2 separate regions of the Homo sapiens genome follow, and region 1 is linked to region 2. The links are chromatin contacts, found by Hi-C or POLR2A ChIA-PET in ENCODE. All regions are on one chromosome and are shown on one strand. The core of a region is the stretch at or near the end of the contact, and the rest is flanking DNA. Distances in the headings are between cores, read along the strand shown. Region 1 overlaps VPS53 (VPS53 subunit of GARP complex). Region 2 holds the start of LIAT1 (ligand of ATE1).

Region 1 (2,700 bases), core at 107-2,606, 220 kb before region 2:
AGAAGTTTCAGGAAGATGTGGATGAAGCCCATCTTTATTGTTTAGAAGAGGCCTGCTTTATATTTTTTTTCCCAGATTCCACCGGGCAGATGAAATTAAAATGGTTCTCTTTAACAACATGCCTCCCTTTTCTCTGGCATAGTGACTTCGTGTGTGTGTGTGTGTGTGTGTGTGTGTGTGTGTGTGGTTTTTTTTTTGTTTTGTTTTTAGTTTTCTTTTCTTTTCTTTTTTTTGAGATGGAGTCTTGCTCCGTTGCCCAGGCTGGAGTGTCGTGGTGCGATCTCGGCTCACTGCAAGCTCCACCTTCCGAGTTCATGCCATTCTCTTGCCTCAGCCTCCTGAGTAGCTAGGACTACAGGCACCCGCCACCACGCCTGGCTAATTTTTTTGTATTTTTTTTTAGTAGAGATGGGGTTTCACCATGTTAGCCATGATGGATCTCGATCTCCTGACCTCATGATCTGCCTGCCTTGGCCTCCCAAAGTGCTGGGATTACAGGCGTGAGCCACCGCTCCCAGCCTAGTTTTCTTTTTAAAGACTATGGGCTTTTCTTAAAGGCCTTGTGTTACTATTTCCATTTCACAAGTGGGAATTAAGATTTTTAAAAATTTTTCCAAGGCACAACCTAGTAAACTCTTTGTAAATGAAAAAATCTGAACCCGTGAACCCATAGGTTTTGGCATCTATGACTTCTCTATCAGGTCACTTTCATCCTGAAGTGAGAATTGAGAAGTTAGGGTGTTCAGCAGATGACATAAAAACCACTCAGCATGGAGTAAGTCAACATTTTAAAAACTCAGGTCTCAGGCAGCTTATATAACACTTTAGAAGCGTGGAACTTCAGTTGAGATGGGTGGAATTGGAAAGAGTTGACAAAAAATAAAGATTTAGAAGAACCTTACTTATCACCTAAAGTCTATTATTTTTCATATGAGGTGAGCAAGTGCTCCAAAGCTACATGCATGGCTTTTTAGCCAAGCCAGGAGTAGATTCCAAGTGTTCTTTTTACTGTAGTCCACTTAGCCAGTCATGTTCACTCAGTGACGTACTGTAAAGAAAGTCTCAGCAAAACTTTGGTCATTGAATTGCTTTTGGTAACAAAGACCTTCCCGTCGTGATGCGTCAGTACAGCGCCTGGTATCTTTCCAGTGTTCGCTCAGGTCAGGAGGCCAGTATCACAGCATTTTCTCTTTGGCTGCCTTTCTAGGTAGTTCACTATTGTGAAACACATGTCGTGGCTTGGAACCTGGTTTTATGTGTTAAGGGAGACCACACTATTTGGCAAAAACATAGCACTTTAAGAACAGGAATCCCAGAGGTTGGAGTCAGGGAAGAGTGGCACATGTGGAGTGAGGCTGGTGGCATTCCAACTCTTAGGAGAGAGGCTGGTGGCATTCCCACTCTTAGGCCTCTTCAGCAGCATCTTGCGACATCAGAGACCAGTGGCATTCTGACTTTTAGATCTCTTTCAGTTTTGGTTTGCAGAAAGTCAAATTTCCCGTGATCATTACTGCCCATTTCCCAAAATATCTCATTGCAGATTCACAGGGTAGTTTTTCTGTCGCTTGCTGTAAAACGAGTGTAAGGATTCCATCCTCGAGGAGCAGCAGGTAACTGACAGATCCAGCCACAGCAGAAAGAATGAGTGTGAAGGAGCAGGAGTAAGACTGACAATGCGTAGAGATAACAAGTAGTGGCTGTGAGAAGCCATGAGGTTTAAAGGTTGTTTCTGGCTTTTCACCTGGTACATGTTTGTTTTACTAGAGACCAGGAGGACCCAGCAATGTTCTACGAGATGCATGTCTGGTTGCTAATATTCTAGATCCCAGGATCAAACAGGAAATCATCAAAAAGTTTATTAAACAGCATCTGTCAGAGTATCTGGTACTTTTTCAAGAAAACCAAGATGTGAGTATTGACCAAATAAGATCAGATGTAACATTTGAATTTTATTGAAACATGAGTGCTGTCAAGCCTACTAATTTAGACCTCGTATTACATGACTGTCTGACAGTGTTGGTTGTTGAGCTGTGAGTCCTAGGGGCTGAGTTTATAGTTCTTAACCATTTTGAGGTCACTGACCCTTTGGAGAAATTCAGAAACATGCACCTGTGCATAAAATTCTGCATATAGTTTCTGGAAATGTATAGACCCCTGAAGGCCAATCATGGACCCCAGGTTAAAAACCTCTGGATTTTGTGTGTGTGTGTGTGTGTGTGTGAGACGGAGTTTCGCTCTTGTTGCCCAGGCTGGAACGCAGTGGTGCGATCTCAGTTTACTGCAACCTTGCCTCCCGGGTTCAAGCAATTCTCCTGCCTCCCCCTCCCAAGTAGCTGGGATTACAGGCGCCTGTCACCACACCAGGCTAATTTTTGTATTTTTTAGTAGGGACGGGGTTTCTCCATGTTGGTCAGGCTGGTCTCGAACTGACCTCAGGTGATCTGCTGACCTCGGCCTCCCAAAGTGCTGGGATTATAGGCATGAGCCACTGCGCCCAGCCAAAAACCTCTGAATTTTTAAGTAAAAAATCAAGTTAAAAAGGTAGCCTAGATTCTTTAAAACCATGAGAAATACAGAGGTTGGTTCCCTTTTGCTTGGCTCTGTGTTTTTGCTTGTTTCCTTGAACTGCCATTTCTACTTCTAACCACTGGGGTGGCTTTTGATCTCCACCTTCACCAGGTTGCCTGGCTGGACAAAATC
Region 2 (2,700 bases), core at 72-2,571:
TGCATATGACTACACACGCGAATGGATAACGTATTAACAGTCTGTGTGTGTAGACTAGGAATGTGTGTGCATGAGGGGGATCTGTGCTTTAGTTTTCTTGTTTGTTTTTTTGAGAGACAGGGTCTTGCTTGTTGCCCAGGCTGGAGTGCAATGGTGCGATCATAGCTCACTGCAGCCTGGAAGTCCTGGGTTCAAGTGATCCTCCCACCTCGGCCTCCCAAAGTGCTCGGATTACAGGTGTGAGCCACTGCGTCCCGCCCTTTAGTTTCACTGTTGGTGTTACATTGATAGAAGGTGGGGGGAGTGGTTGAGGGTGTCCCCCGCCCTTTAGTTTCACTGTGGGTGTTACACTGATATGAAGCGGGGAGTGGTTGAGGGTGTCAGGGATTATAGGAGGATGTCACAGTGACTGGTGTCATGGGGTTTGTGCAGTCCAAGGCTGCCCCTTGGTGGGTGCGAGGGGGAGCCCATGCAGCGAGGACCTTTAATACACACGTCTGTGGGTGTGGGTGTCTACCGCGCATCCACAGGCAGGCAGCCTTAACGCAAGAGGGTGGGAGGAGGGGAGGCAGGAGTCTGCCCTTCTCTGTGCATGAGAGTGAGGGCCTTTCATGTGGCATCAATGTGTTTGGGGTGGGGAAAGTGTCTTGTGAGGAGGGCCTCTGTGGGGAAGGCGCAGACGTTTAAGACTGCCAGTTTTGGCTGAGGGATTAGGAAGTTGAGAGGGTGTCTTTGTGTGGGGCTGGAAGGCTCTTAGGAATGGTGGATATCTGTAGGGGTCTCTGTGTGGGGCTAAGGGACCGCAGAGTTGGTGGATGGTCTCCACGGGTGGGGCTGGGGCATCAACGTGCTGCTGACGGGCATGTGTGGGGAGCAGGAGGACCTCGGTCCGGGACCACTGAGCTTCTGTTTCCGGTCTGAAGGGTAAATGGGGGGTGGGTCCCCAAAGAGTCTCCAGGGAACCGGAGCTGACGCAGCCGGGCTAGCTGCTCCTCTTACCGTCCCCCTTGCCAGACCCCTTGGTCTTCTTCTTCCTTTTTTTCTTCTTCACCTTCCGTTTGGCCAGCTCGGAGGCGCCGCCTGTGATGGGGGGCAGTCTAGACCCCCGCGGGCCCGCGGCGCCGCCCTCCCGCTCCTCCTCCTCGCCGTCGTTGTCCTTGTACCCCATTGTCCCCGCCCCACCGCGGCGGTCCAGCCGCCCGCTGGGCTGCAACCCAACCCGCCCCGGGGGCGCCCGAGGCCCGATGCCGACTAATCGGCGACTCTCAGCGCGGACCGCCAGGCCAGGGCCACGCGTCTCCATGGCGACCACCCCTGCTGCGCCTGCGCAGTCAGGACGCTTCCGCCCGGTGCCCCACGGACCGCGGTGTGCGCATGCGTGCTTCCGTCTTTTGGCGACCTTGGCACACAGCGGTGTGCGCATGTGTGCTTCTGTCGGGGATCTCGAGAACAGAGCGTTGTGCGCATGCGTACATCTGTCGGAGTGCTAGGTACGCAGCGGTGCGCGCATGCGTGCTTCCATCTGTTGGCGATACCGGCACAGCGATGTGCGCATGCGTGCTTCTGTCTGCGGAGACCTCCGCGCATAGAAGTGTGCGCATGCGTGCGTCTGTCGGAAACCTCCGCACACAGAGGTGTGCGCATGCGTGCTTCTGTCGGGGACCGCGGCGCACGGTGGTTCGCCCATGCTTGCTTTTGTCTGTTGGAATCTGGACAGTTGACCGCAGGAAGGGGAGGGTGGGCAGAGAGATTTTAAATCCCTGGGCTGACACTCATCTCGTCCAGTCCCGTGCCTCGATCCTCCTGCCTTGGCCTCCCATCCCCACGCCTGGCTAAGAGTTTTGATTTTTGGTTTCAGGCTGGTCTCGAACTCCTGGGCTCCATCGATCTTCCCGCCTCGGCCTCCTAGATCGCTGGGATCACAGGCATGAGCCTCCGTGCTCGGCCTCCTGTACCTTTTTAAATGCTGTGTATTCTCCCCTCAATTTTTATTGCCTGAGTTTCAGCCTCGTACATCTACCCTGGACTCTCAAAGCCAATGTGTCCAAAACAAACTTACTTCTTCATGGTTTTCCACTTTAGTGAACAAAACCGCTGGACTGGCTGGAAACCTGGTGGGCTTCCGTGTCCCCTACCCTCTCCCTTGTCCCTTACCCAGGCTGGGGCCGACTGCCGTGTCTGGCACTGGGACTTCTGGGTCCTCTCCTGAATGGTCTCTGCTTTCAAACCTTCCCCACGAACTCTTTTTCCGCACAGCTGCTAGAACAAACTTTTAAAAACAACCAAACCGTTCACTCTCTTGCTAAAAGTCTCCAGTGATGAAAAACAAAACATAAAAAGCCAAAAAGTCCTCCATTGCTTCCTCATCACAATTTACATCAAGATCTAAACTCTTGTGGGGCTCTGTGCAGGGCTGACACCCGTAGTCCCAACACTTTGGGAGGTCAAGGTGGGTGGATCGCTTGAGCCCATTCTGGGCAACGTAGTGAGACCCCATCTCTACAAAAAATTAACCAGCTGCGCTGAGGGGCACTTGTGGAGGAACTTGAGCCTGCAGTGAGCCGAGATCGCACCACTGCTGTCCAGCCTGGGTAACAAAGCAAGACTTTCTCTCTCTTTTTTTTTTTTTGGGAGACAGAGCCTTCCTCTGTTGCCCAGGCTGGAATGCAGTGGCGTGAACGTGACTCACTGCAACCTCTG

The links. A loop is a pair of places that touch in the nucleus more often than their neighbours do. ChIA-PET counts read pairs that join two places held with the same protein, here RNA polymerase II (POLR2A). Pooled maps may share reads with other maps.
Region 1: a loop to region 2 is called in a map of CD4-positive, alpha-beta T cell, with 2.4 times the contacts of the local background. The contact joins the enhancer-like site here to the promoter of LIAT1 in region 2. A Hi-C loop is called at or near these places in 3 of 168 maps with a recorded cell type or tissue (CD4-positive, alpha-beta T cell, mammary epithelial cell and sigmoid colon) and 5 of 50 pooled maps. POLR2A ChIA-PET finds 5 or more read pairs at or near these places in 7 of 52 experiments (CD4-positive, alpha-beta T cell, Panc1, activated CD4-positive, alpha-beta T cell and 4 more).

Annotation. Positions count from the first base shown.
Region 1 is chr17:627,296-629,995 of GRCh38, reverse strand. VPS53 (VPS53 subunit of GARP complex) reads left to right here. Exons shown (of 22, transcript NM_001128159.3): 9 at 1,765-1,908; 10 at 2,680-2,700. Among named protein-coding and RNA genes, the nearest start is that of VPS53, 86 kb to the left of the region's middle. Within about 2 kb of position 1,356, at least 6 of the 41 ENCODE cell types and tissues checked have a DNase peak (open chromatin) inside an H3K27ac peak, as active enhancers do; they include sigmoid colon, where a contact is called at or near this core.
Region 2 is chr17:408,946-411,645 of GRCh38, reverse strand. LIAT1 (ligand of ATE1) reads right to left here and starts at 1,321. Exons shown (of 2, transcript NM_001013672.5): 1 at 1,000-1,321. The coding sequence starts at 1,303. The region is part of intron 2 of LOC105371430 (a long non-coding RNA gene); the gene reads left to right. RefSeq lists a silencer at 1,180-1,269.